5 separate regions of the Homo sapiens genome follow, and regions 2, 3, 4 and 5 are each linked to region 1. A link is an interaction called in ENCODE POLR2A ChIA-PET data of the cell type or tissue named here. Cell type or tissue: GM12878. All regions are shown on one strand. Each heading gives the region's core, and the rest is flanking DNA. Links, peaks and the distances in the headings are about the cores only.

Evidence for each region. Peaks named below come from ENCODE experiments on the same cell type or tissue, not always from the same donor. Only the 100,000 strongest peaks of a DNase experiment are listed, where the experiment ranks them.
Region 2: POLR2A ChIA-PET joins it to region 1 with 5 read pairs; 1 of 35 experiments calls an interaction of 5 or more read pairs at or near these places.
Region 3: POLR2A ChIA-PET joins it to region 1 with 5 read pairs; 2 of 35 experiments call an interaction of 5 or more read pairs at or near these places.
Region 4: POLR2A ChIA-PET joins it to region 1 with 7 read pairs; 3 of 35 experiments call an interaction of 5 or more read pairs at or near these places.
Region 5: POLR2A ChIA-PET joins it to region 1 with 5 read pairs; 1 of 35 experiments calls an interaction of 5 or more read pairs at or near these places.

What each region holds. Positions count from the first base shown.
Region 1 is chrX:13,260,662-13,266,750 of GRCh38, reverse strand. LINC02154 (long intergenic non-protein coding RNA 2154) reads left to right here. Exons shown (of 2, transcript NR_146309.1): 2 at 1-703. Among named protein-coding and RNA genes, the nearest start is that of LINC02154, 40 kb to the left of the region's middle. RefSeq lists an enhancer at 2,677-2,926. In GM12878, for the core only: no CTCF peak of the experiment used is centred there; a DNase peak (open chromatin) is centred at 2,950; H3K27ac peaks cover 2,891 bases.
Region 2 is chrX:12,841,085-12,847,173 of GRCh38, reverse strand. It overlaps the pseudogene MRPL35P4. Among named protein-coding and RNA genes, the nearest start is that of TLR7, 23 kb to the left of the region's middle. RefSeq lists an enhancer at 2,859-3,178. In GM12878, for the core only: no CTCF peak of the experiment used is centred there; DNase peaks (open chromatin) are centred at 2,713, 3,163 and 3,908; H3K4me3 peaks cover 1,844 bases; H3K27ac peaks cover 3,422 bases.
Region 3 is chrX:12,987,973-12,994,061 of GRCh38, reverse strand. No RefSeq gene overlaps it. Among named protein-coding and RNA genes, the nearest start is that of TMSB4X, 16 kb to the right of the region's middle. In GM12878, for the core only: no CTCF peak of the experiment used is centred there; no DNase peak of the experiment used is centred there.
Region 4 is chrX:13,067,535-13,073,623 of GRCh38, reverse strand. The region is part of intron 2 of LOC105373133 (a long non-coding RNA gene); the gene reads right to left. Among named protein-coding and RNA genes, the nearest start is that of FAM9C, 26 kb to the right of the region's middle. In GM12878, for the core only: no CTCF peak of the experiment used is centred there; no DNase peak of the experiment used is centred there.
Region 5 is chrX:13,042,298-13,048,386 of GRCh38, reverse strand. FAM9C (family with sequence similarity 9 member C) reads left to right here and starts at 3,767. Exons shown (of 8, transcript NM_174901.6): 1 at 3,767-3,847; 2 at 4,530-4,658; 3 at 5,139-5,259; 4 at 5,438-5,469. The coding sequence starts at 4,598. LOC105373133 (a long non-coding RNA gene) reads right to left here and starts at 3,654. Exons shown (of 4, transcript NR_171577.1): 1 at 3,538-3,654; 2 at 182-285. In GM12878, for the core only: no CTCF peak of the experiment used is centred there; no DNase peak of the experiment used is centred there; H3K27ac peaks cover 566 bases.

The sequences.
Region 1 (6,089 bases), core at 624-5,623:
GGCTCCTCTTTCGGAGGGGTCCTTCCTCACACCTTTTCTGTGAGTGCGTCTGTGCTTAAGGAAGGGCAATTAACCATCTGGCTGCTTGTCCCCTGGAGAAATTGACAGAACATCAAACAGAATAAACTCATACCTTGAAAACTGCCAAGTGGCACATGACTGTCCGGTTCACTGTGGGGAGAAGCCACTAACCAATGGTCTGAATCTAAAAATGACCCAGTGGCACCGGTTTGTAGTAAAACTTTGAAGATAGAACTCCATGCAAATTCTGACTCCATAGTGCTGGTTCTTGATGTAAATCTCCCAATGTAACTGTCAAGGTTTAAAAATATCTTACGTAGGTGTTCAGAATCATAAGGTCATAGAATTATAAAATGTTAACCGGCAGAAGTATTTTCATCTTTGTCATACGAAAAAGAGTAATTTGCTCATAATAAGCCTTCAATATTTATGTATTGGATTGCAATTAACAGGAATCAAAGGAATCTTATAAGGATCATTTATCTAGAATAATCTCTATTTTCTAGAATTACTTAATGATCATTGTCTTTATTCAGCCTAAGTAACATTGAAATTTTTCTTCATTCAAATAAATTCATACTCATGAAGCCTTTCCCCACTTTTCATTTCATATTCTGTTTCTACTAGTATTGTTAACCATTGCAAAGAAATACTGTTGCCCTCCATTAAAACCTGAACTGCCTGCTGTCTATGGTTTATTTATCTAACAAAGATTTATTGTGGCGCCAGACATTGTAATAGGCCATAAAGACACAAAAAAGAAAAATAGATAGTTTCTGACCTCAGGAAAAACTTAGTCACATGAGGGAGACAGTATATAATACAACGTGGTTAGTACCTGATGAAACAGTGCACATGGTGCCATGGGAACACAAAAGCCAGCCACAGGGAAGTCAAGGAAGGCTTCCTGGAGGACAGTGAACCGAATCTTAAACTGAATAATATGTAGTGAGGAAAAGCGAGGGTAAATGGAATTTTATGAAATTTGTCAGAAGAGGTTAACCATTGTAACAAACAGCCCTGGAATTTCAGGGGCAAACACAACCAAGATTTATTTCTTGCCTATGTCACAGTCTAATGAGGTTGTCAGGGGATGTCACAAAGTGTGGTACTGTGTTCTATGAAGTCTTTCAGAGACCTGGTTCCTTCCATTAGCAACTCCCCCATCTTCTAAGACTGCACTGGATTCTTGGTTTCCTCTTCCCCAGATAGTTTGGCACCAGGAGTGTCCTCAGTAAGATAGATCTGCTTCCTGCTCTCATGGAACTACTCTAATGAAGAAACACACAAATCAATACATAAGAAAAATAGGCCTTACTTAGATGGGATGGTCAGGGAAAGCCTCTTTGGAAAGATGACATTTGAGCTGATATGTAAATGACAAGAAGGAGCTATCCACAAGAATGTGGAGGAGGAGGGACATTCCAGGCACAGAGTTAAGTTAGAGTCAAGGTCCTTAGTTAAGAATAAGCTAGGTAAGCGTCAGGATAGAAAAATGTCCAGTGTAGCTGAGGATAGTGGGCCAATGGGTGAATGGACAGATGAGGTCTCAGAGGTCAGCAGAAGTTAGCTCATGAAGGACATTATAAACTAGATTAAGAAGGATGGATTTTTAATCTAAGTGCAATGAAAAGTTATTAGAGAGATTTGAGCCCAGAACTAATGTGATTTATATTTTTACAAAACAATTCATGTGGAAGCAGAGAAAACTAGTTAGGAGGCTTTTGTACAAGCCCCAGTTGACAAAGGGTGGTGATACCAGTGGAGATGGGGAAAAATTGAAAGGTTTGAGAGGTGCTTTGAAAATAGAATTCACGGGACTTGCTGTTCCAGAAGTATTGGGTGTGGAAGGTGAGGGAAGCTATAAGACAGTAATCAAGAACAATTACTTGAGCACTAAGTGGGTGGTAAAACCATTTACTGAGATATGTGTATTTCTAGGGGAGCTATATGAGATACATGAGACTGGAAAAAACCTGATTGGCAAAAGAGAGAATACTCTTGGGTCATGTTGAGTTCGAGATGCTTATTAAGCTTCCACATAGTGATATCTAGTTGGCTGTTGGATACAGGAATCTAGAATCCTGGGCGTGAATATTTTAAAGATATTGGACATGATGAGTTTGCCCAGTTAGAGTGTGGACAAAAGATACGAGACCCAGGATAGACCCCTGAGGCGCTCAACATTTAGAGGTGCAGGCAGAGGCAAAAGACCCACCAAAGGAGCATGAAAAGGAATTGTGAGGTAGGAGGAAGCCACCAGGGTGCTGGTGAGGAGACAAGGGAAATGGGTAAAGTTCTAGGCAACAGAGAAAGGGGATATTTCAATTTTATTTCTTTAACTTCTGCATCCTCCAAACCCAGTAAGCCATTTTAAATATGATTTCCAATGAGAATACATCTGGTCAAATTAATATACTCACGAACAGCGTCCCCACAATGAACTTTTGGCCCAAGATTCATTTGTCAAGGAGATGCGGAATCAGTGGAATGGCCAATAGAACGTGGACTCTGAAGCAACCTTCCCAAAAATACAGTCATTTTTGAGATGGAGACATCGAAGCCAAGGAAATTCATTTCCAGCTTCACGTCTGAAGGTTTGAGTTCACATTTCAGCACTAACAATTGTGTATCTCTAGGGGAACTATATGAGGTTTCTGAGCCTCAGTTTCATTTTCTATATAATGGGTGTAATAACCACTGTGTATTTGTGATTACTCTCATCCCTCTGAGTAGATACAATCTTTCTGTACAATAATAAGACTTCACGCTTTCCTATCTTAGAAACCCCTTTAAAACTCCTCCCCAGACCTTCCCCTAGGTACTACTTGCTGCATTAGGTGCTGCTCTGTGTCTAAGAACTGCTGACTTTGTTTGTCTGCAGTTACTCATTATAATGTCATTACCTACCAAGGAAGGAGTATTGTTGCCTGGGCTGCTAGCCTCTGCTTCATTTGGTCATGCTTGAACTCTCTTCTTAGCTCACATCTCCTTTCTAGTCACAAGGATGTAAAATTGTCTTCAGTTTCCTCCCACCCATTCTTATTTTATAAATTGTTCGAGAAGGCGTTGGTGACCTTTACATGTGCCTCCAAATGCACTGGCTTCACACATGGTTTCTTGCACTAGCCTTGCATCTTCATGTCCTTCAAGTCAATCAATTCCTTCCACCATCCATACTGTCCAATCAACCTCAACACCACCTAACTCACATGGTGCTTGAAGGAATCAAATACTTTAGCACACATGTTGTGAACTTCATCTACAAAGGCAAAAGAGTTTTCTTGGTACTCTTGTAGCTAGATCTTTAAGCCTTTAAAAATAGACAAATGGGGACTAAAATCAAAAAGGGCTTATGTAAGTAGATTAAAGCATTTGTTCTGATTGATGCAGACATTTAAAAATGCATTATTCTAAAGAACACAATTCTAGCTCTGTGGAAGTGCTATTGAATTTCAGTCCTCTATGCCTTATGATTTTTGTAACATTCTGTTTTAGAGTCCAACAATAGACTCTGAATTTTCCCAGAGACATGAAAAGTGGTCTGTAAACAAAATGACCATTCTTCTAGAAATCAAATCATCACCAATTAATAGAACAAGGACATCATTTTTCACCCATCATTGCATTAGCTCATTAGCTCAGGCTGCCATAAAAAGCTACCATAGACTAGGTAGCTTAAATGACAGAAATTCATTTTTTTGCAGTTCCTGAGGCTGGAAAATCCAGGTTCAAGGTGACAGCCAATTCTGTTTCTGGTGAGGGCCCTCTTGCTGGCTTGGAAATAGCCAACTTCTCACTATGTCCTCATGTGGCCTTTCCTCAGTGCATGTGCATGTCGTATGTATGTGAAGGAGATCTCTCTCTCTCTTCCTCTTCCTATAAGGCCACCAATTCTATTGGATTAGGACCCCACCCTTATGACCTCATTTAACCTTAATTACCTCCTAAAAGCCTTACCTTCAAATCTAATCACATTGGTGGCTAGGGCTTAAACATATGAATTTTGGGGAAAGAGCCATAATTTAGTCCATAGCACTGGTAAACACTGCTCAGAGTTCATTGCAAAGGGCACTTTTGTACACTGCTCGTGGGGGTAAATCTGGTGTAGTCATTATGGAGGGAAATGAGGTGACGAGTACCAGTGGTCTTAAAATGGTCTCTGATGCGATAATTCCTCATTTACACCCTTAAGAAAATAATCAGAGCTGTATATACAGATTTTTGAATACATCTTTTTCTAAACCTACTATTTATAAATGCAAAGGCCTAAAAATAACCCTTTTATGTTCAACAATGGGATAATAAACACATAAATTCAGAGGCAATAATATGGTGCCAATGTGGTAGAGTGAGGAGAAATAATCTTTTTTGAAAAATCTTTAATGCCATGAGAACATATTTAGGATAATATTTAGAGGGGAAATAGGCTACTTAAAGGAATCATTTAGAATAAATTAATATTTTTAATGCATATATAAATTTGATATGCATTTACATAATATCAGAAGAATAGACATATAAATAGTAACTGGTTAGGACTGCTTGGTGGGATTTAGGGTGGTTTTTTTTTCTTCAAAGTCTTTTGTGTTTCCAAACTATTGACAGTTCGCATTTATTATCAGTATACTAAGGAAAAAAAGCCATTTTAAAAATAGCTCTAGGAAACTATTCAAATCTAAAGCTTAAGCATTTATATTTCATGCTGCTTATGAGAAGACCAGGGACATGTAGCAGTTGCTTGTTTTTTTCTTTGTAATTCTAGTCATTCTATGTGACTCCCCTGTAGCAGGCAGAATAATGGTCCCCTAAAGATTTCTACACTCTAGCCCCTAGAACTTGTGAATGTGTTACATGGCAAAGGGGAGTTTGCAGATGGGATTAAAGGTATAGGTCTTGAGATGGGAAGATTATCCTGGGTTGGCTTAGTGGACTCTATCTAATCATATAGGTCCTTAAAATCGGATAAACTTTTTGGGCTGTGGTCAGAGGGAGATCTGACGGCAGCACCAGAAGGACTTGGCCCGCCACTGAAATTGCCTTTTTCACCTTTTGCAGGGAATTCTGGTAGCCTGCAGAAGGTGAAAAAGGCAAGGCAAGAAAATCTCCCCTAAATCTTCCAGAAGGCATGCTGTGCAGCTGGCACCTTGATTTTAACGCAGTGAGATTTGCGTTGGACTTTTAACCTATAAAACCATGAGATAATAAATGTGTATTGTTTTAAGCTACTAAGTTAGTTGTAATTTGCCACGGCAGTAATAGAAAGTTGATGTAGTCTTGAAAAGTAATTTCACTCAATCTTGTTTAATTTGGTGTTCACACCACCCCCTCCATTATAACCACCTGTTTTCTTTTTTTTTTTTAATCTTAATTATTCAACAAGTATTAACTGAGGACCAGCTATGAACTGGACACTGTTAGGTGCTGAGGAAAAGAGAAAGGAAGTGTAAGATACAGCTCTGAGTTTGGTAGTACAGACAAATGACCTTTTAGAGAGAACCAAGAGCGTGTTAGGGAAGAAACACTGTGTTGCTATAATATTAATCTGATCTTTTTAATGATTTTCTGTAGCTTAATGTTCATTCTTTTGAGATATTTCTGTTTAACTGATATCAGAGATGAAGTCTACATATAAGAACAATAAATTTCCTTTGCATTTTCTTTCTTACTCTTTGTGACTATCAACCCAGCAGATACAACCTTTAAATAAATTTATCGTCTATCTCAGTATAGAGACCTCTAAGTCACCAAATATGCTCATCCTGCTAATAAAATTAAAGGCAGTTGTTCTTATCCCAGAGAACATCAAGAACAATCCCAGAATTCTATCAACTGCATGCAGGTGTGGGCTGTTAGAATTCTGTGGTGTTAAATGTGATGAATCATGCCATTTTATTCGTTAGCCAGTTGATTATTTCTTTGAAATGTGATTGCCTACATTGTGCTGGCCTTTGGTCATACAAAGAGAAATAAAGCCACTCCTTCACCTTCAGGAGCACCGAATTAAGCATGGGAGACAGAGACACAACCATGACAAAATGTGACATGTATGCAATTAACAGGTATGC
Region 2 (6,089 bases), core at 556-5,555, 420 kb after region 1:
GCTGGGATTACAGGCGCCCCCCACCATGCCTGGTTAATTTTTTGTATTTTTAGTAGAGATGGGGTTTCATCATGTTGTCCAGGCTGGTCTCGAACTCCTGACCTCAGGCGATCCACCCTTGGCCTCTCAAAGTGCTGGAATTATAGGCTTGAGCCATGGCAACTGGCTACCATGTTAACTCTTTTCTGTACAGATAAATGTATCTATACATACATCCATGCATATACATACATATATACATACATACATAAATACATAGGTAGATACATAGTAAAAACTTTTCTGCTCTTCTTGTAGACCATCCACCCAATCCCACACCCATCCCCACAAGAAACCATTCTTATTAGTTCCTTGCTTATCTTTCCAGAGTTTCTTTAGGCATACTAGCAAATAAAAACATATTCTTCTGGCCCTGCCTTTGTCATACTTCGTTAGCATATACTCTCTTACTCTCTTGTTTTTTTCATTTGCAGTTCCTTCTATACCTTTATCTCAGGAGCATCTGCATTTTTTTTTTCTCATAGCTGGAAAACATCCCATTTTCTAGAAGTTTCACAATTTACTTAACCATTTCTCTAACGGACGTTTGGGTGGTTTCTGATCTTTGGTATTGCAAGCACTAGTGCGATAAATAGCCTTGGGCCTCCGAAAGATCTTCTTCTGAAGAGTTAGCTGTGGCTCCAGTGAACTACCCCAGTCTGAGTGATGGCACAGAAGATCCTACGTTATTGGTCTAGTCCCCCATCTGTAAATTAGCTCAAGAGAGATCACTGGATGGAGAGGATACAGTTCTTCTCTTTATCTTTTGAGAACTGGCCTCTCACTGGCTGGGGCAACTCACACTTTGTTTTCTAGGTCTTGTTGTATTTCTCCTTTCTTTTTAGGTGGAAATGAGGAGGACTGGGAACAGCCCTTGGTGGGTAGGTAAGGTTTAGTGTAGGGTTGCCAAATTTAGCAAATCGGGACATGCTTCTACTAAAAAATTATTTATTATCTGAAATTCAAATTTAATTGGGTGTCCTGTATTTTATCTGGCCACCCTAGTTTAGTGCCATATTTTATTCTATTTTACTTATTTATTTTTAGAAACAGGGTCTCACTATGTTTTCCACACTGGCCTTGATCTCCTGGTCTCAAGCAATCCTCCCACCTTAGCCTCCCAATTTTTTTAGATTATAGGAGTGAGCCACCATGCCCAGCAGTACCATATTTTAATCTAGAGATTTAAACATTGAAGGATTCCTGGGGTGAATGCTCTGAAATGAAAAGGAAGGTCAGACTTGATCAGCATCCAGAGTGGTGATTGAACAAAGATATGGTCGTGGACAGAAGACCTAGATTTGAGTCCCGGCTCTGCCATTTGACTCAGACATAGACATCAAAGTGGTTCAATAGAAACTTGGCATTGGCTGGGCGTGGTGGCTCACGCCTGTAATCCCAGCACTTTGGGAGGCCAAGGCGGGCGGATCACCTAAGGTCAGGAGTTCGAGACCAGCCTGTACAACATGGTGAAACCCCGTCTCTACTAAAAATACGAAAATTAGCTGGGTGTGTTGGCAGGCACCTGTAATCACAGCTACTCGGGAGGCTGAGGCAGGAGAATTGCTTGAACCCGGGAGGTGGATGTTGCCATGAGCCGAGATCACACCATTGCACTCCAGCCTGGGGGACAAGAGCGAGACTTCATCTCAAAAAAAAAAAAAAAAAAAAGAAAGAAACTTGGCATCATAGCAGGCTGGCAAGATGGCTGCCTCTGCCTTTGCTGGTGCGATGAGAGCAGCTTCAGGAATCTATGGCTCCTGAATATTTTTGCATCTCCAGCCCACCGAAACTGTGCCAGGAATGCCTCTCTTATTTCTGCATTGTCTACTGGACGTTTTAGTCATATTCAGACACCATTTGTTTCCTCCACTCCCAGGCTGATCACATCTGTCAGAAACCTGACATGTGGGCATACTGCAGTGATCCCCAACAGAGTGGCCCCCTTGCTTCCAAGTGTCCTGAAGCTGCCAGTCAGAACTGTAATATACGTCAGTACACAAAAAGGCAAGAGAACAACTGTGAAAGCTGTTATCTATAGGTTTTTTCGACTTCATTCTGGCCTTTGGGTGAGGAGAAAGGCTGGTTATAAGAAAAAATTCTGGAAAAAGACACCTGCAAGAAAAAAGCAATTGAGGGAATTTGTGTTCTGCAATAAAACCCAGAGTAAACTCTTAGATAAAATGACAGTGTCCTTCTGGAAGAGGTGAAACTTGTATGCTGATAATCCTTATCAGAAATATCTTTATGAAACAAACCTGAAAGTATAGATCAGAAGTTTCACTTGTTTCTCAGTTATTGAATATGTATCTTTGTGTACATGACATCTTTGCAAAAATAGGTAAGTATAAAACCGATGTAAATTGTACCAGTTAATATGTAAACATCCAATGCCAACATTAAACTTATAAAAGTATTTAAACTTAAAAAAAAAAAAACTTGGCATCATACATATTCTCCCAAAGCTGGAAAAACACCTCTTTACTGATAGGAACCTAAATAAACCCCTTAAACAAGTTGCCCGAGTCTAGTTAATGCTGTGTTGCCAGCATGTGGAAGTATAAAGTCTCAGGTTGCTTTATGCAACTTGCTTGGTTTGGATGAACGTGTGAGTGAGAGGTAGGTATGAATCCCACTGCCTTACGGTTCATGCTAGTTTTTTCCACTCTCAGATGCTGTAAGTCAGGGTCTGCTTGATGAAAAGGAGGACTTTGATGACAAGTATCATGGTATTTGTATAACAAGTCTAAAAGTTTTAATCCCTTCAGTTAGATACAACCATGGACATTTTTCAAGTAATAATATTTTTATTAGAAATTTGCAGATACCTTGAGCCTGTTCTTTGTAATGACATGGAAAAAGAACACAGCCTACATATCCCTTTGTATATAGGATATTTTTAGCATTGTAAAGCCCCGGTGTCATAATTAACCTTGTCTTTTGTTTCTCATTCCCCTTTTAAATGAAAGTATGAAGCACTTCACTGCTTAGTTCTTCCGTAAGTTTCATTTTACTGTGAAATGAAAGTGTTCTGAAGATATCCTTGACAGGATATGCAAACGAATGTAACAAAAACCTTCCTTTGTGTTGAAGGCTGGTCCTAAGTACATACTAGATTTCACCAGACGAGTCCAAAAGGTCAGATGCTTTGAAAAAAGGCCCCCAGTGCAAATAATCGAGTAGTTGACCTGGTGAAAAAAAGGAAAGACTATTTATGCATGCATTGGTCTTTGAGCTGTTCCGCCTGCTGTCTTGTAAACTCAGAAGCAGTTTTCCTGAGGTGGGTATTACTGACCATCTAGCTCACCATCTGAGACTCATAAGTAGATTTGTGAGTGGTGAGGTGTAGTGAAGACCACTTGTTTGGGATTCAACATACATGGCCAGCCAATGAAAATGTTAACTCACATCTGCATATGCCTTCATCTTGTTATGGAACTGGAGGCACCATCATTCATAATGCTTAAAAATAAAACACCTGCAAGGCAGCTATTGTTAAAACCTAACTCGCCCACAAGAAAGCTGATGCTCAACGAAGTCAAATCTCTAGTAATAAAACTGGGTTACTATTCATATCTTGACTCTACTACCCAAGTTCTTTCTGTAAGTCATCTAAACAGCCAGGACCTCAGCAATCTGACTAGATAAAAACAAAAAATTCTTCTTGAGTTTATGATCCTAAGGGTTTCTTTTTCATATCTAAGGGTTTCTTTTTCATATCTAAAGCAGGTATTCATATTAGATGCTGTCACATTTTGCTTATCTCTTGCTGTGTAACAAACCAACCCAAAACATATCTGCTTAAAACAGTAACCACTTTATTTGTTCATGATTCTTTGGTTGGCTGGGGCTCTGCTGGGCTGTTCTTTGGTTGGTTTCAGTTGGGGTCTCCTGTGAGGTTGTAATCAGATGGCTTTGTTCACATGTCTAGTTCCCCAGTGGGGAAGGTTGAGAGGGAGTGATCTTTTCCTCTTTTCTTCCCCATGTGGCTAGCTTGGGTTTCTTTTCATGGTGGTTTGATCCTGAGAGTGAGCATTTCAAGAGACATAAGCTCCAGTGTGCCAGCACTTATCAAGCATTTGCTTACATCATTCTTGCTAATGTCCTATTTATTGGCCGAGCCCGAGGTTAATATGGAAGGATACACCACAGAAGTGTGAATACCAGGAGTTATGGTTCATCGGGAACCACCAAAGTAGCAATCCACCACTTGTAGTATATACAACAGAAATGTAAAAAAATTCATATTTAAGCCAAGATCTGTTGTTCCATATTTTTTTGAAGAATATTGGATTCAAAACATATTACTTTAGAATACTATGCAGCCTCCAAAAGTCACACATTAGAATACTACATGACATGGAAAAAGATACTATGCTAAGAGTAAACCAAAAAAAGTTTCAAAACAAGTATTTGTTTGTATGTATACTCCACTTTTAGCCATTGTTATTGCTGATGATTTTCATTACTTGTCTTTGCATTTATCAAAATTTTATCAGTGCATATATACTATTTTTAATCAGTAATAAAGTATTTTTGCAATTGAAGAAAAAATCTAAAAATAGTATTGCAATAATCGGTGATAGGTTAACAAGGTTTGAGTATGCTTATATAATATTATTTATATTGCTATATTGCTTTATAGATCCTGGAAAGTAAAATATTTGTAGTCAATAAAATAAAGTTCTTACAGAAATGCAAATAAAACAATACCCCAGTACTGTTAAATTATCAGATTGGAAAACAGGAAAAAGATGATCAATTCACAGTGTTTGTCAGGATTTAGGGACTTTGGGTGAGAGTGCAAATTGGTACAACATTTCTGGCAAGCAATTGAAATAGATCAGGATTTTAAATGGGCATTTCTTTGTAGGAATTCTTACTAAAGAGGAAAATGTTTTAAATTCTCCAAACTGTAGCTACTGACCTGTACTGATTTGTGGAATTAATGGTGGTGATTTGTCCCTTTATATACTTTCTGCCATTCTTCATACCTTCTACATGTAGTTTCCCAAAGCTGATACACATTAATGTTGAGAGGAGGTGGCAGAACTTGAAAGCTTCATGGCCCATGACCTTAAACTGGAGCTTCTCAATTTCGGCTGCACACCGGAATGGGATCATTACAAAGTTCCTGATTACTATGTTGACACCAAAGCTTCTGATTTAACTACTCTTGGGTGTAGTCTGGGTATTTGGAATTTTCAAGGCTGCTCATGTGATTCCAATTGATAACCAAGTTTGAGACCAACAGGCATAGTCAAAACTCTCTTGACTGAACTGACCTGAAATTCCACTGGTTAACCTGCATTCTCCTTACCTTCTGTTAAAAAAAAAAAAAAAAAAAAAAAGTTGGCCGATTTCTTATTAACATCTCAATTTGATAGGCTGTCAGTACATATGACTTATTGCTCTCAACAGTTGAGTTGTTTTCCTAGAGCCAGTTGTATCTGTTTCTAAACCTTTTATTCTCTATTTGTTTTTTTGTTTTGTTTTTTTTGAGACAAAGTCTCACTCTGTCACCCAGGCTGGATTGCAGTGGTGTGATCATGGCTCACTGCAGCCTTGATATTCCAGGCTCAAGCAATCCTCTCATCTCAGCCTCCTGAGTAGCTGGGACCACAGGCATGCACCACCATGCCCAGCTAATTTTTAAATTTTTTGTAGAGACAGGGTCTCGCCATGTTGCCTAGGCAGGTCTTGAACTCTAAGACTCAAGCGATCCTCCTGCCTCTGACTCCCAAAGTGCTGGAATTACAGGCGTGAGCCACTGCACTTGGCTCTAAAACATTACTTTTTAAAGCCAATACTCATATTACTGAAATCATTGGAAATTACTTAGATATTGAGTGTTTGTTGAATCCCTTATTACAAATGACTTAAATACTTTTAATTTTAATGTTTTTTGATAATAACTGCATTTTTGCCAATGGACTATGAATAATATAGGAACATTACCTTATACTTTGTGCTGCTAGAAGACCAGCATTGTCTTTGTCTTTCCATAAAACCAAAGCATTAGTAACAACTGAAATATCCCAAGCAACCAC
Region 3 (6,089 bases), core at 392-5,391, 270 kb after region 1:
ATAATGAAAAATCAGGAGTATCCACTTGGGCGGTCTGGCAAGAATTCAGTTTAAAGTAAATATAAGCTCTCTGGAGATATCTACCAGAAGAAGTGTTCTTTTTAAAGCTCATTGTTTGTTTTAATCCAGTGGAGAAAAAAAGAGATAAAAACTAAGGAGTAAGATCTATAAAGAGAAAGTACAAATATTAAGACTGTCAAATGGAAAAAGACAGGGAATGAACTCAAGGCCAATTTAGACTTTTCAGATTGTCCTGGCAAAATTCTCCTTAAAGTGAAGGATAAGGCCCATCAGACCACAATTCCCTAGTTTAACTTAGTAAGACTTAATAAGAAATCTATTGGTATATGTCCTTATTGTGGTTTCAAATACAAATTTTTATTTTATTTTTCATCATATTAAAGTGAAATGACTATATATGTGTGTATGTGTTCACATGTATGATGTGTATGTATATATATGTATACACACATACATTTATATTTAGATATACACACATGCATTTGGAAAGGTAAAGTGCAGGGAAGAATATACAAACTATTACTAACCAAATCCACTGCCCAAGGTTAACTAATGCCTTCTATTTTTAAGGAGAAGTGGTGTTAGGAAGTATTATTTTCATTAATACAAAAACTTCAACTCTTTTGAACTGGAAGAGCCAAAGAAGGTTAATAGGCCAACATCTAGCTAGACAAATTTGGAAACTCTAATCTACAGGGGTCATGACATAACCTAGGCCACCCAAATCCTCACATATTCAATCAGGATAAGAAATCAGTCTTCTAATTCATAGCCCAGTTCATAAAGGGCAAAAAATTTCAGGTAACAGTTATAAGCAAGAATCAAAATCTGTCCTCAGCCCTGGAAGAGCTGCAATTTACAAAATACCAGCTTCCTGGCAAAATGAGACCTTGACGCCGAAAAGAATTAGTGTTCCTTAAGTTTTGTAGTTCTCTAATTACAGAGAGGCTTTTTAGACTTACCTCCAGAGGTTTTAATATTGCTACCTTAATTTATAGCTGTTCTTTACTTTTAATAGTCAAATGAAAGTTTTAATTATAATCAAGCAAGTCTTCATACAAAAAGATAGCACTGCTGGCTCTCCTTCAAGAGAACATGTGCTTTCAGTTATTTTCTGGGAGGCTGGGGAGGAGAGGACAGAGAGCATTTACCCACTCCGATTCAAACAGTATACATTTGTACAAGGTCTCTCTGGACAAAGCTAGGACTGAGACTATGAATATGGAATCAAACAGAATTAAGAAGCCCTTGTCAAACCTATAGTCTTGATTTTAGCTGCATTATACACTAAACAACCTGTCATATCCTGCTGCAAATAGAAAACAGGTCTTTACCACGTTAACGTTTGGTCTGCACAAGAACAGTACATGAGGAGTATTGAATTATAAAAAACAAATTTATGTTGAATACTCGATATCCAATAAAAAGATGTTATCTTTTTGTTGTTTGGCTTTATGAAATAAACTTTAAGAACAGAGTTCCCATTTATTCCTCATCCAATTTCTCCATTGTTAAACTCTTATGGCATGGTATACTTGTCACAACTAAGAAATTAACCATAGTACAAAATTGTTGGCTGGGCTCATTGGCTCATGCCTGTAATCCCAACACTTTGGGAGGTCGAAGAAGGTGGATCGTTTCAGGTCAGGAGTTCAAGACCAGCCTGGCCAACATGGTGAAACCCTGTCTCTACTAAAAGTACACAAATTAGCTGGGCATGGTGGTGCATGCCTGTAGTCCCAGCTACTCGGGAGGCTGAGGCAGGAGAATCGCTTGATCCTGGGAGGTGGAGGTTGTGGGTGAGCCAAGATTGTGCCACTGCACTACGGTCTGGGCAACAGAGTAAGACCCTGTCTCAAAAAAAAAAAAAAAAAGTATGAAATTATTAACAAAACTCAAGACTTTATTCCAATTTCATCAGATTTTCTGTTAAATATCTTCCTTAAATACTTCTTTCTTCTCTCTGTTCTGTTCTTGCTGTTCATAGAATAGCACATTGCATTTAGTTGTCATGTCCCCTTGGTCTTCTCTCCTCTGTGAGTTTTTTTTTTTTTTTTTGTCTTTTCATGACCTTGACAATTTTCAGCAGTACCAGTAAGCTATATTGTAGAATGTCCCTCAATTTGGGTTTGCCTGATGTTTTCTCCATTAGACTGATGTCAGAGCTCAGACACAATACCGCAAAATATGGTGCCTTGTCACAACGAATACTTTGAACTGAAGGAGATTGACAGGGCCTCAGAAACAAGATCTCTCTCTGACCTTCTCCTACTCTTCTTTCTCCTGTTCCTCTTTCTCCCCCAAAGGAAGCCATAGAAACTAGAACTCCTGTTCTTCAGATCAAGCCACAGAGCCTGGAAGTATTAAATGTCTTCGCCTTTCTGTGTAGGAGCTGATCATAAAGAAATTCTCTGACCTACCTTGTCTGACTGTAGGTCATAAGACCCTCACTCCAGAGGGGTCCTGCTCCATACTCAGGAGGAAGGAAAGCTACACAGAGAGACCAAGAAGAATTGGAATAGAGAGGCCTTACTGGGTTTCCCACCTTAGTCTGTTACCATTAGATGATACCCTTTTGTCCAATCACATTGCTGCATGGCTGTCCATTCTTCGTTGAACCTAAGCATGAAATGGAAAGTTTTCCCTGGGTCTTTGGCTCTTCATTTCTGAAGGCTCTTGTGTCACGTAAAACTTTGATTAAATAAATGTGTACGTTTTTTCCTGTTAATCTGTCTTTGTCAGTTTTATTTCAGACCTAGCCATGAACCCTAGGAGCACTGAGGAAACTTTTCCTCTTGTACACTGGGGATATGGGTTTTTGGAGTCAGTGAAGTGCCCTTCTCATCACAACATATTGGAGGGTACATGATGTCTGCATGACATCACTCGTGATGTTAGTCTTCATCAGTTAGTTAAAGGGGTGTTTGCCAAATTTCTCTACTGTAATATTACTGTTTTTCCCTTCTGGTTCCATACAAGGATTTTTGTCAGTAAGTTACTAAATCTAGCCCGCCTTCAAGTGTGAATGTTGGGGAGATTAATCTCTCCCTCCTAGAGGAGAGAGCATCTACATAGAATATTTGTCAAATCAAAGAGGGGGCTTTCCAGGATGAGGGAAGACAGGTCTTGTCTACTTGGGTATTTGAATAAAAAAAGGAAAAGGGCATTTGTACATCCATGAGAGTTAGCCACGTTTTTTCCTGACTAAGCAATGCCATTTACTGTAATGCTAATTTTCTTTAAATTTAAAAGTATTGTATTGGCATTTTAGTTGCACCTTTACGTTTCTTATTTTTGAGTCATTTTGGGGGGTTATATTTTATATACTATGTCAATTGTCTTAGCCCATTTTCTGTGGCTTATGACAGAATACTTGAAACTGGATAATTTATAGAGAAAATGATTTTTTTCTATTTATTTGCTATTATTATTCCTTAGATACAGGGTCTCTCTCTGTCACTCAGGCTGGAATGCAGTGGTGCATGATAGCTCACTGCACCCTCAAACTACTGGGCTCAGCCTCCTGAGTAGCTAGGACCACTGGTGCATGCCATCATGCCCAGCTAATTAAAATTTTTTTTTTTTTTTTTTTTTTTTTTAGAAACGGGATCTTGCTGTGTTGCTTAGGCTGGTCTCCAACTCCTAGCCTCCAGTAATCCTCCCACCTTTTCCTCCCAAAGCACTGGGATTACAGGCATGAGCCACCATGCCCGGACAGAATTTATTTCTTACAGTTATGGAGGCTGGTCCCAGGTTGAAGGGCCACATCTGGGGTGAGGGCCTTCTTGTCAGTGGGGACTCTCTGCAGAGTCCTGAGGCGGTACAGGGCATCACATGGCAAGGGGGCTGAGCATGCTAGCTGAGGTCTCTCTTCCTCTTCTTATAAAGCCACCAGTCCCCTCACATCACAACCCATTAATTCATTAATCTGTGAATGAATTAGTCCGTTCTTGAGGGTAGGGCCCTATGATTCAATCAATTCTTAATGGCCCCTCCTCTCAATTCCGCCACATTGGGGATTAAGTTTCAACATGAGTTTTAGAGGGGACAAACATTTAAACCATAGCATCAGTAGAGGTGTAAAGTCGTCAAGAGGAGTTGGGAAGAGATGCCTGCAGCCAGCATTTTATAGTATTTCCACCATACAGATATAGTAGATGTAAGTAACCCTAAGAGCATAGTAATAGTAAAATGTGTAAAATAATTAGGCGGTGATGCATTTTAAGCATTTATTACCTTTACTTTTCATATAATTTATTTTATTGTAAGTTTATATCATTTAATAGTGACTTCGTTTAACAACCGGCTCTCAATTTTCCAAAAACTTTCACAAGCAGCTCTTGCCACTAACACTATTATTAGAAAACATCTGGAATGATTCACATAAAACTGTTCACAGTAGCTATCTCTGGAAAATGAGTTGAAAGAGGAACTTTCCCTTTCTCTTTCAGTCCATTCTATACTGTTTGATTTATTTGAAACAAATAAATATGCATTATTCTTGTAATAACAATGTTAAGTTTAAGAATATTATATTAGGAAGATGATTTATAATACCAACTGTGTAAGAGGAGGGGACATTACAACTATATATTTGTTTTTGCATATATATCGGAGGTTAAACAAGAAACTAATAAAAAGCATTATCCCAAGAGAGTGAGGGCAATCAGTCGAATGGGACTGTATTTTTCATATTCTTTTGATATTTGAACCACATAAATGGATGTGTTCCAAAAAGTTTAACAATTAAAAACACTTTAAAAAGATCATCTGCTGCTCCACCCTAAAAAAACACAAGAGAAATTTCTATTAATTATTATTACATATTGAGGACTCTGCCTCTTTGGAGGACAAGTCTCCCTGAAATCATAAACTTTTTCTTTATTTCCATAACAAACTCATGGTCAGGGTGTCTTGAAAATGACTTTAGGGGTGAGTCATTGTTCAGGTATGCAGCTGTGTTAGCACTGGCCTCGAGACTCAGATAATACAGGGCACAATTGTTATAAGCAAACAGCAGTACGTGGATGAAGATATTTTTTCCAGGTAGAAAATGGAAGAGGGCCAGACACCCTTGAAGCGCTCTACCTTTTCATTCCTCTCACGCTGGTGTTAGGAAGGTGTGTTTGACCAGTAGAATGGGTGATGTTTGTTTAAGGCTTACGGAAACGTAGGCACCTGACCAAAATCAATCTCGCAATTTTTTTTTTTTTTTTAGATGGAGTTTCACTCTTTTTGCCCAGGCTGGAGTGCAATGCTGCAACCTCGGCTCACTGCAACCTCCAACTCCCAGGTTCAAGCGATTCTCCTCCCTCAGCTTCCCGAGTAGTTGGGATTACAGTTGTGCACCACCATGCCCGGCTAATTTTGTATTTTTAGTAGAGACAGGGTTTCTCCATGTTGCTCAGGCTGGTCTCAAACTCCTGACCTCAGGTGATCTGTCTGCCTCAGCCTCCCAAAGTGCTGGGATTACAAGTGTGAGCCACCACGCTTGGCCAAGCTCGCAATTTTGAGACCACCTCTTGATTCTCAGAGGAAGAGCAGAGGCCTTCTTCCTATGGTGCACTTGCAGAAGTGACAGTTCTGAATGCCGCGCCCAATTATTCCAGTTGTGTTTAGTTTTCCTTTATAATGCAAACATCTGTTATCTAGCAGGAACCTGAAAAGGATTTGCCTCTGCCTGATTCCTCGACACCTCAAGCCTTTGTTGTAGCCCCACAGAACTAATGACAGACATTTCTCTGCCAGATTACGAGAACTGAATAATATTTTTGGTCAATCAAAATTAATGTTAAAGATCTAGTATGAACTGAACATGAATGTGGTTTACATACATGTATCTCTATTCTCTTTTAAAATCACAGCCATAACACACGAGGATGTCAGTTGCAAACAAGCCCTAAGCCGACTCTTAAAGACTGAAATGACAGCACAAGCTTGCATCAGCCACATTCTCAAAGTCTTTGAAAATGTTCCTTGCAACATTGCACCTCTATAATGTTGTGTCTAGTCAGGCAGGACAAGCCCATGGGCCAACATATAGAAGCTACTGTTATTTTTATTATTGT
Region 4 (6,089 bases), core at 654-5,653, 190 kb after region 1:
GTATTTTTTTGTAGAGACAGGGTTTTGCCATGTTAGCCAGGCTGGTCTCAAACTCCTGAGCTCAAGTGATACTCCTGCCTCGGCCTCCCAAATTGCTGGGATTACAGGTGTCAGCTATGCCTGGCCACAGCCATTTATTATCTCACAGTTTCTATGGGCCAGGAATCTAGGTATGGCATGGCTGGATTCTCAGCTCTGGCCTCAAGAGGCTGAAATCAAGTTGTCAGCTGGGCTGCAGTCTCATATGGAGATCGAGGACCTTTTCCAATCTCACATGGTTGTTGGTAGAATTCAGTTCCTTGAAGCTGCAAGACTAGGGTCCTTGTTTTCCTACTAGCTGTCATCCGGAGGTCACTCAGTCCTTGAGACTGCCCACAGTTCCTTGCCAGGGGCTGTCCCACAGCTTGGAAGCTTCTTCAAGACCAGCAAGGCAGGGTCTCTCACGCCAGTCCACTAAGACAGAGTCTTACATGGTGTAATCAAGGGAGTGACATCCCATCACCTTTGCCATATTCTATTGGCTGGATGCAAGACAGTTTCCTCTGACACTCAAGGGGAGAGGCTTATACAAGGATGGGACTCATTGGGGGTCACCTGAGGGTGTGTCCACCACTCATCTACAAATAATCTTATTGTAATGGAGTGACTCTCCCAATAGTAAGCCATCAATCACCATATAAAACAAACTTGGCACAGGTTAAAAGAATCATAGAGAAGTTGGATAATTTGATGCTCATATAACGTCTGACTTAAATAAGCCAATCTGTGAATTAGTCCTGCAAAATTGCCATGGCATAAGTTTCAAATAATACACAAAAAGGAAATGTTGCTTTTGAGTTCCACCTTTTGTGTTGCTGATGCCTCTGAAAAAATGGTGTGTATGGCACATTTTTCTGCAATTATTTTCTGATAAATGTGAAATCCAACATAATTGCCCTTGAAATGAGATATTTAATGATGTGAAAGCTAATGACCATGTTAATGGTGATTCTCAATAAAGATCTGTTTATCCTCATAAACTCCTTGAAATCTAATGCAGTGGCTGTGGAAATCGCTTAATAAACCTCTTTTAGACATGGCTAATTTTTATATACTATGGATTGATTTACGGGACTTTTTTAAGAAGCCCAGTTCTCCACTTGGGTCTGAGTGTAAAATTCCCAAAGGGCTTAGCCTGGTGTCCGTTTGAACAGGATTGGCGTGCATGTGGAATTATTTTCCTTCTTCACTAGAGGCCCCCAGTTTGACAGCACAACAGTGGAAGCACAGGTTTGCATGTGTATGAAGGGTACCAAACAGCTTCAAGAACTTTTAGAAAGTGCATGGTATATAAATAATAAATGAATGAATGAATGAACAAGTGAGTGACTGAGTGAATGGGAGGCCGAGGCGGGTGGATCACGAGGTCAGGAGATCGAGACCATCCTGACTAACATGGTGAAATCCCATCTCTACTAAAAATACAAAAAATTAGCCAGGCGTGGTGGCGGGCGCCTGTAGTCCCAGCTATTCGGGAGGCGGAGGCAGGAGAATGGCATGAACCCGGGAGGCGGAGCTTGCAGTGAGCAGAGATCGCGACACTGCACTCCAGCCTGGGCAACAGAGTGAGACTCCGTCTCAAAAAAAAAAAAAAAAAGTTAGTTACTTCAAAGGAGAGAGAGTCATGAATAATGGAAGACAGCTAGAAACATCTCAGCCGATAGTTTTACAACAGAAGCGATTTGGTCGATAATGGCACCTTCTAAATTATAGACTTTTAATTAGGGAAAAGGATATGAGGACAGGGGCAGAAGGGGCTTCTATGGAAGCTGGTAGAGATTATTTTAGGGAAAATTAACGTGAGATCACATCGTTTTGATTGTATGACCCATAACTATGCCTTTAGCAGGGAAAAGGTTAGTATATTTACAGAATAGGTATGTGCTAACAATGTTTGGTTTAAACACATTACCCCAAAATACTGCCCTCTCAACTGCTGGAAATGCATCTTTCTACTGGAACACTTGGCCAGAAGTTGTCCCATTGGAGAGCCTTTCAACCTTACCTTTAACAGGCTAATACAAAGGCTTATCTTACATACTCTTGTGAGAAATTTTTTAAAGCCCATATTTCATATAACAGCTATGTGAGATTCCTACACTGAGGGGTTGTTAGTTTTGGGGGAGGTGAAAAAGAAAAAGAATACAATACTCTGGAGCTCAGGGAGATGTTTCAGGAAGTGCATGTTGGGTAGGTTTTCTTGGCGGGCCACTTAGGTAGCACTAGGTGGTAGAGAGGACACAAAGAGTCAAGAAGGAGACCAAAAAAAAAAAAAAATGGAAGCATCCAGGGCAGACACATCCTGATTCTTCTATCTGCTTTCCCTGGTTTTTGGGAATCCTGAGAAGAAATAAGCTAGCACTTTAAGGCTACTCGTCCCTATTGGTTGGGGGCCCAGAGAGACTCACAAAAGGTTGAATTCAGCTCCGTAGAGTAGCACTGTCAATTGGAAACATAATGCAAGCCACAAGAGTGAGCCATATATGTAATTTTAAAAATTTCAGTAACCACATTTTTTAAAGTATAAAGAAATGGGTGAAATTAATATCTTTAATTTAACCCAGTACATCCAAAATACTATTATTTCAACATGTAGTCAATGTAGAAATTATTAGATATTTTCTTTTCTTTTTTTTTTTTGGTACTAAGTCATCAAAATTAAGTGTGTATTTTACACTTACAGAACACTTGAATTTGGATTTAATCCACTAACGGTTGCTCAGTAGCCACATGTGGCTAGTGGCTCCTGTATGGAAAAGGGCAGCTATAGAGAATGGTAATCCAACAGATCCTTAGCCATGTGCAGAACGTTCAAGGCCACATATTGGCAAGGTTGCTGTACATTCAAAACACTGGAGAGCAAATCTGGAAATCTGGAATTTTCCTCATGATGGTTCATGAAAAAATACAACCATCAAGTAATTTATTCAAGAAGAAAATTGCCTACATGGAAATGAAATATTATCAAACTGTAAAGGTACATTTGTGTATACTTATATACAATAGTTTCTGGGCTCTTAGCCCAGAAATACAGCATTAATTATACTGTATATACACACACAATATTCAGATGTCCTTAATTTCAAAAGCTGTGATTAAATTTGAAAAACTGAAGAAATAATTTTCATCATAGACTCAGTGGAATGAGGCGGCAATTATTAATGTCCCATTTTGCAAGTGGAGAATTTGGCACTGTTCTCTCAGGAGCACACACGGTTTTTGCCCTCCATTCCTTTTTGAATCAGAATTCAGCTTCCAAAGTGGACTATAATGGTGGGAAGCTATAGAAAAAATGCACATCTATCACTAGAATTACTTGGCACAAACAGCCTGTTAACTGCTCATTTTCAAGTTGTAGAGCTGAGTCACCATCAGGAAACTGAAGTCCACAGAGGCAACTTCATGCTGCAAAAAAGAAGGTTTTCCTGCCTCTCCAACATGACGTTCCTTCCTGCTCTTCTTTTGAAACCATTGGCCTTATTCAAGTGGTTGCAGGGAACAAAAGTCTCTCAAAGTGGTTTGAAAGCAAATGAAGAATTTATTGGAAAAAAATATTCAAGTATTTCATGGAATACAGGAGGCCTTATCTAGTGGCCTCACCACATCACAGCTTGGGCTTCCTCACAGCATGGTGTCTCTGCATAGTCAGACTTCTTACATCTCAGTTATCACTTCTTACATGGCAGCTGGGAAAAAGGCTATTCAAGTATTTCATACAACACAAGGGCTAGAACTAGAAAATCAGTAGACCTCAAGGACACACTATGGGCCGTATTATCTCTATTTTTCATTTTCTCTCTTCTTTCTAAGCCTAGTTCTTTTTCTTTTCTTTTTTTATTTTATATTTTTTGAGACAGGGTCCTACTCAGTCACCCAGGCTGGACTACAGTGGCACAATCTTGGCTGACTGCAACCTCCGCCTCTTGGGTTCCAGCAATCCTCCCACCTCAGCCTCCTCAGTAGCTGGGATTACAGGTGCACACCACCATGCCAGGCTATTTTTTTTTATTTTTTGTAGAGATGGGGTTTTGCCATGTTGCCCAGGCTGGTCTTGAACTCCTGAGCTCAAGTGATCCGCCCACCTTGGCCTTCCAAAGTGGTAGGATTACAGGCGTGAGCCACCACGCCCAACCTCTATGCCCACTTCTTTCTTCTTTCTGTCTGTGACTGATTTTCTAGTTCTGCTTGCACAATATCCAAATGTGGCCACCTCAACCACAAAGGTTGATCAGAATCACTTTGTCCCATTTCTACCTTCCCAGCAGACAGAATTTGATTGGCCCAGATGATAATACATCCCTACAATTGAACAGTGTGTGGTCACTAAAAATATTCCTTCCACTTTTGATAAAATGAGAAGAGACATGTCCTGAAATGTATTGTGAAAAGTGCTAAAAACCAATTATATTTATTGTATAAGTGTGACTGCTAAAAATGCTGTGAAAAAAGATACTAAGAAAATATTCTAAAATAGAACAAGGCATCTCAGTTATTACTTGCTGCTGAATAACAGACTTGGCAAAACTTGGTGTCATCAGTCAATAACTATCATTTCTCATGATTCTTTGGGTAGACTAGTCTGAGCTGGGTGGTTTTCTGTTCCAGGTGGCATTGGCTGAGGTCACTAATTCTACTGCACTGAACTGGGGGCTGGGCTAGGCTGGAAGGACTGAGAAGGCTTTCTTCACATGTCAGACACTTAGTTCTCTTCTGGTGGCCTCTCCACATCACAGCTTGGGCTTCCTCACAGCATGGTGTCTCTGCATAGTCAGACTTCTTATGTGGCAGTAGGTTTTCAGAGGGAATGTGAAAGTTGCCAGACGTCTTAAAGTCCAGGCCTAGAATTGGCACAGCATCATTTATACAGACTTCTAGTAGTGGCCAACCCAATTCAAGATGTCAGGCCACATTCCAGGGGAGGTAGAATGGTTTCTTGCTGGGTCGAACAGCATGTGCATACGAAGGAAAAAAAATTGATGGCAGCCATCTGGGGAGACTACCACACGGGGATGGGAATCTTAGTGTTTGGAATTAGAAGAGAGGGGAGATTTTTCCTGCTAGTTTTTGTTGTTGTTGTTGTTTGTTTGTTTGTTTGTTTTTTGAGACAGGGTCTTCCTCTGTCACCCAGGCTGGAATGCAGTGGTGCAATCTCAGTTCACTGCAGCCTCCGCCTCCCAAGCTCAAGTAATCCTCCCACCTCAGGCTCTCAAGTAGCTAGGACCACAGGCACGCACCACCACACCCAGCTAATTTTTGTATTTTTTGTAGAGACGAGGTTTCACCATGTTGGCCGGGCTGGTCTCAAACTCCTGAGCTCAAGCAATCTGCCTGCCTCCGCCTCTCAAAGTGCTGGGATTACAGGTGTGAGCCACCATGCCTGGCCTGCTACTTTTTGTTTGTTTTTCTGTACTTTCAGATTCTTCAATGAGTACCATTTTAATAATCATACTTTTTAAGTGGTGTTGTTTGTAATCATAATTTATTAAATGCTGCCAAGTTGAATGTCTGGAATAAATTAATTAAGGGGAAGATGTCAGTATGCATTCTAAAATGCGACATTTGCTGGGAAATAATGTCTACAAGAAATTCTTGGCTTTGCCTCTCTTGAGAGTAATAAAAACTAGCCAGAATGGTAGCTGAAGAATAAGAGGAAAACATATATTTCTTGCTGTCAACTAAAAACAAATCTCTGCCTCCTTAAGTACTCTACTTCCTAGTCATGTAGCTTGGTGTGTGATTGCTTTCTGTCATATTTGTATGAGGGCTAGAGCCTTCATCCTTGAGAATAAACAGACTTACTAGCCCAGTGGCTGTGAGCATTTTTCTGCTTAAGACCTTGCTCCTGGCCAGGCGTGGTGGCTCACAACGGTAATCTCAGCACTTTGGGAGGCCGAGGCAGGAGGATCACTTGAGGTCAGGGAGTTCGTGACCAGCCTGGCCAACATGGTGAAACCTCATCTTTACTAAAAATACAAAAATTAGCCAGGTGTGGTGGTGAGCACCTGTAATCTCAGCTACTCAGGAGGCTGAGGCAGGAGAAGTGCTTGAAC
Region 5 (6,089 bases), core at 1,029-6,028, 220 kb after region 1:
GCTAATCAAACAGTTACCATAGACCACGGTGTGTCAATCTCAACACTGTTGGCATTGGGAGCCAGATAATTCTTTGTGGTGGGGCTGTCCTGTGCATTGTAGGATGTTTAGCAGCATCCCTGGCTTCTACCCACAAGATTCCAGTAGCACCCCCATCCCCAGCTATAAAAACCAAAAATACCTCCAGACATTGCCAACTGTCTCCTGGGTGGGGGGTAAATCGCCTCCAGTTGAGAACACCAACTTAGATGATAACCTTCAGTCCTGGAGACCTGGTAGCTTGTCCTGAGAATCAAAGGAAAGAAGGTGAGTGAAAATGAAATTACCTGGTGGCTTGTAAAGTCCAAACCCTGGAATTCTCAGTGCTGCCTGCACTTTTCTATCATCTGGGGAGATTTCACCGTCCTGAGGCCCAGGCCAAACTCCAACACAGTTAATCAGAAACTTAGTGGGTAGGATGGAGGCAGCAGTGTGTTTTGAAATTTCCTGAGTGATTCCAGGAGACGCCAGGGTGGGGCCCCTCTGCTCTAAGCTGAGATGTAATTCTCAGGACTGGGTGGTAGACTTTGCCATTTGATGAGAGGGTCTGAGCCTATGTCTCTACATGTATGCACAGCATTAATTCACGTATAGCAAACACAGCATTTGCTGACGGCCCACCATGTGCCAGCCATGGCGCTGAGTGCTGGAGAAGCAAAGTTGACAAAGACCTGCCCTTGAAGGAATTATAATCTAATTGGAGAGAGTCTTGAAAAGCCCACTGAGAAGGGCCCTGATAGAGTTTGCACAGAGAAGATCATAGGTGAGGGTATTTGTGCAGAGTACATCAGATAAGCCTTTCTGAAAGACATGAATGTTTTCATTCATTCTTAAACAGCTGGAGCCTAGAATTTGCTGCTTCATTCGAGTATAAACTTTTGCTAAGAGTCTAAGAATTGGAGAAAAGGCTGAAATGTGAATGAACATGAAGCCCTCAAACGTCTGGAGGATTATCAGCAGAGAAACTTCCATCTCCTGTGCTACCAGCCCTGTCTGATAAATGAGCAATTTGATTGGCTATTAGAGCGTAAATCACTAATTCAGGCTACAGAGTATGGATGTATACAGTCTTTAACCCAGTGATCACATCTTAGATTTCTAGATGTTTTCAAAATGAACAATTGTTGTTGCCATTTGATGAGAGGGTCTGAGCCTATGTCTCTACATGTATGCACAGCATACATGTTGTTTTCCAACATTTTATTATTAGAAATTTCAAATACACAGAAAAGTTGAAAGAATTTCATGGAAAACATTCATGTTCCCATCACCTAGATTCTATCATTGACATCTGGCCATACTGTTGTTGCTTATCACATATCTAGCCATCTGTTTGTCCCTCTGTCTGTCTATGAATCCAAGCAGTGCATTTCTTTCAGTTAGTTCTTAATGACAGCAATAGAAGAGTGAGGGCTGCTTTGAAAATTGGTGTTATTTCTACATTTGTTATGAAGCATTATCCTTACTTGTCAGTCAATTCACATAGGGTGGAGTAGGGTGTTGGGGGTAGGAGGGGGTTACACCTCCAGTTATTAGAAACCAATTCTCTAAATTAAAGTACTTATTCTAATAACTCTTGAGAAATCTCCTTTAAATTTGCTTAAACATTTCCTGTGGTCTTTGTAGATAACCTCTAGTGGGAAAAAAAAAAAATTGAAGTGACCATGTTTGCCCTAAAGGCTTTGGTTAGTTCACAAAACCTGTTTCCGCAACCCAGAGTTGCTTCAAATAGACTTCCTCCCTTTACAAAGGCTTAATGATTTGTGTATTGAGTTGTTTCTTTCTGGGAGACATCTCACAAATACTCCAGTTGGGAAAAAGAGATAAATTGCTCCATCCAAAGTTTAAAAGAATTTCTTCAGGGTTTTGTAACTTGGACACTTGGTGTTCTGAAAAGAATGTCTTTGTGCCTATTTAAAATTGCAGAATCCTTTTCAGTTTGTTTCTAGGCTGTTATGCCAAAGAAGTAGCTCTGTAATCCCCATTTGTCTTCACCTGACATCAAATTCCACTTTGTGATGGAGAATTGTTCCTTGATTTGACATTCTTTTAAAGAAAAATGAGCCAGCATTGAATTCTTAGCTGAATACCAGTAGTTGGTGTATGTGTGTATGTGTTTCCAATTATAGACAGAACCTGGTATAGTACTTTCAGCTGAAATCTTTGATGAAGCATATGAAAATTACATTGATCCAGATGGGATAGAAAGCTGTAAGACTGGTTGCACAAAGCCCTCTGCAAGATTTGTCTTCTTTCTTAATGTTACACATCTTAAGCTCGAAAGAGAGAGAAACCTGAAGCAATCATGGCTTAAAATTCCCCAAGATGTCTCATTGGCTAATTTGGGTACCAAGTAGATTGTGGGGAAATGGGGACAGCTGGTGGTATTTAGTGTCAGTAATTAGGGATTCTCTTTAGGTTATAGAGAACTCTTAGATATAAAGGTGAGCTGCCTTGTCAGGGAAAGATGGCTTCCAACCCAGCTGTGGAAATAATCGGGCTGGGCACGATGGCTCAAGCCTGTAACCCCAGCACTTTAGGAGGCTGAGGCGGGCGGATCGCTTGAGCCCAGGAGTTGCAGACCAGCCTGGGCAACATAGTGAGACCTCATCTCTGCAAAAAATAAACAAAATTGGCCAGGAGCGGTGGTTCATGCCTGTAATCCTAGCACTTTGGGAGGCTGAGGCGGGCAGACTGACTGAGCTCAGGAGTTCGAGACCAGCCTGGGCAACACGGTGAAACCCTGTCTCTACTAAAATACAAAAAAAAAAAAAAAAAAATCAGCCAGGCGTGGCGGCGTGCGCCTATAGTCCCAGCTACTTGGGAGGCTGAGGCAGGAGAATTGCTTGAACCAGGGAGGCAGAGGTTGCAGGAAGCCGAGATCGTGCCACTGCACTCCAGCCTGGGGACAGAGTAAGACTCTGTCTCTAAAAATAAATAAATAAATAAAATAAAATTAGCTGGGCATGGTGGGACATGCCTGTAGTCCCAGCTACTTGGGAGGCTGTGGTGGGAGGATCCCTTGAGCGCGGGCAGTTGAGGCTACAGTGAGTAGTGATTACACCATTGCAGCCCAGCCTGGGTGACAGAGCAAGACCCTGTCAAAAAAAAAAAAAAAAAGAAAAAAGAAAAATGAAAGAAAAGAAATGACCACATCATGAGAAATCTAGACATAAAGTCTTTAACTTTGTATATCCACTGCAGAATCATGCAATGCCCAGTGTGAGGGAATGGAGTAGGATAGGAGAAAACTACCTGCCCCTGCTGGGAGTCAACAATTTTCTTAGATAAAACATAAAAGCACAATCCATTGATAAAAAGGATGCAGCTGGGCGTGTTGGAAGCACACAGGACATGGGAGGGAGCCTGGGCTCCACCCGCAGGGTGATGGCCATTCCACCCAAAGGGGCAGGAGTGGCTGGAACGAGCCTGGGGGCAAGGTCCTAGGCCCCGTTCACTTGGCCTCCATTCCTTAGGGCAGGGTCCCCTGGCACTCACCACTCCCGAGTCCTTGCTTCCTTCACCAGGATGAGGAGCTGGAATATCGTGGGGACAGAGGCCTCAGAGAGCCACCCAATGAGTCCACAGCAGCCATGGACAGTCCGTGAGGGGGAGGGTGTGCCTGCAGGGGGCGTGGCCCCATGCCGCCCGCCACCTGCATGCGCACTGGGCCGACCAATCAGCGAGGAGCGCGGGCAGCCGGGGCGGCTGCTGCTCTCGTGAGAACAGAGGACCCAGGCCCTCGGAGGAGCTTCGCGGTGCCAGCCTCTGCAGGTCCTCTGAGGGAGCAACATCAGGGCTCCCTCAGGTGAGACGCCCTCGGTGGGGATGCGGGGAAGGCGGGCCAGAGGCCCTTTGGGGAAGAGGGTGTGAAGGGCGGGGCAGCCAGGCTGATCTGTGAGGAAATGGCCCAGGCATTGTCGCCTGGGGCCTGGGTCAGGGCAGGGAGTTGGAGCTGCCTGAGTGGTCCCCAGGACCCAGGAGGGTCCCGGAGGCCTGTGCATGTGTGCAGCGTTTGGGGGGGGGTCGGGGGGTCAACGTGGGTCCGTCTTGTCTGGCTGCCCATCAGGACGGGATACTTGGGGTCACCAGGGGTCCCCTGGGCGTCCAGGCTGGCGAATGGGCAGTCCCTGCCCCTGTCAGAAACAGGTGCGTACCGGCTCATTCCCATGGAGATGGCTGGGGAGATCCTGTGTCACCCCGCGGCCCTCCCGACTCCACTGGGTCGCTGGGGAACCCAGGGGCAGGGCCAGGCTCTGTCCCAAGGGCACTGCAAGAATCCCGCAGAGGCCGCGGAATTCTGCGAGCTCTGCAGCCAGCCCCGGGGAAGCGCTGGACGGGCCAGGACAGGAGGGGATGATGGCATCTTCTCCGCGTCCCCTCCTGCTCCCACGGGAGACCCGGGGCGCCCTTGAACCTGCGATCCTGATGATTTTCATTTAACACGCCTCGTTTCCTTAGTGTCCTTAGTGTGTCTTTGCACTCACCAGGTTCAGAGGTCGCCTCTAGCTTCCCAGGCCAGTCAGCCACGGAGCCCGTGGGCAGGAAGGGCAGCAGGATGGCTGCCAAGGACCAGTTGGAGGTTCAAGTTATGGCCGCCCAGGAAATGGAGCTTGCAGGTAAACACAGCCCAAGGGGACCTAGAAGAAGGTGCACGCCCAACAGTCTGTCTGCTTTCTGGGCGGGGCGCACATGGGCAGCCCGAGGCCCCCGGCCCCTTCGTGGCTTTGGAGCTCACCGTGCATGTGCTGAGATGCCCCAGGTTTTCAAAGCAGGCTCAAGGGCCTTAGGCTTCCCGTGGGAGGCTCCCCCTCATAGCAGGGTTACAGATGCTCTCAGAGCAGCTCTTCTCCATGGATGCGGTCCTGACATCCAAGGGATCTGACCTGTGAACGTTGTTTACTGGGACTTGAACCCGAAGGGCTTCCAAAAATGCCTCCGTAAAATGGTTAGGAGCCGGCGATTCCATGTATAGCTCTGCGGTAAAGCTTTAATTGGCGGAGAGCCAAAAAAGTCTACAAATAGTACGTTTCTCTATGAAAAATGTCCACAACAGCGTCTTCCTCTAAAAAAGGTTTGTCTTTTTTATTTTAATGCAGGAAAGGATCCAGTAAGTCATGAGCATGAGGAAAGAAAACCTGTTACAGAGACAAAGGAGGGAGATGTAACTGATGAGCATGGGGAAAGAGGATCTTTTGCTGAAACAGATGAACACACGGGGTAAAGTGTTTAAGTCCCTTTTGCCTGTCAGATAAGGTCTTTTAGGAAAAGTCAGCTTTGGATCATGTCATCACTGTTATGTTCTATGCAGAACATTTCACACAAGACATTTCTTCCCAACAAACAAGGCCTTTTGTGTAGCATTATGTTAAAATTGTGTTGCAACTTTTTGTTACAGGGTTGATACCAAGGAGCTAGAAGATATTGCAGGTATGTTTTACGAGCTATTTGTGGTTTATGAAAATTGTTTTCAACCATACAACCCTTACAGTAGGTTATATGAATTAGTGGATGACAAGACTGTCTTAAATGCCTTCTTCTCATATATAGCATTTAATGTAATCTGTTTAATAATTTTTCTTACTTACTTTTTTAATTGTTGATGTGGAATGTGAGAATGCTTCTAATAATGGTGAAGCAAGAGGGGTGGCTTTTCTTTCATACACGTGGAAATTTAATTGTTTGGGGGATATTAGAGGACATTGGAGGAGAAACAGCTCTATTCGTTCCTTTCAGTGTACACACATTAAGTCATATATCAGGTTTTTTTTTAGCTTTTACTTTATGTTTGGGGGTACATGTGCAGGTTCGTTATATAGATAAATTGCGTGTCACAGGGGTTTGGTATACAGATTATTTTGTCACCCAGATTATAAGCATCGTACCTGATGGGTGGTTTTCCATCCTCACCTTCCTCCTACCCTCCAACCTCAAGTAGGCCCAGGTGTGTGTTGTTCACCTCTTCCTGTCCGTATGTACTCAGTTTTTAATATGAGTTTTTCATCTTCCTAATTTAGCTATTGTCACAACTTTCTAATTTTGTTTTCTTT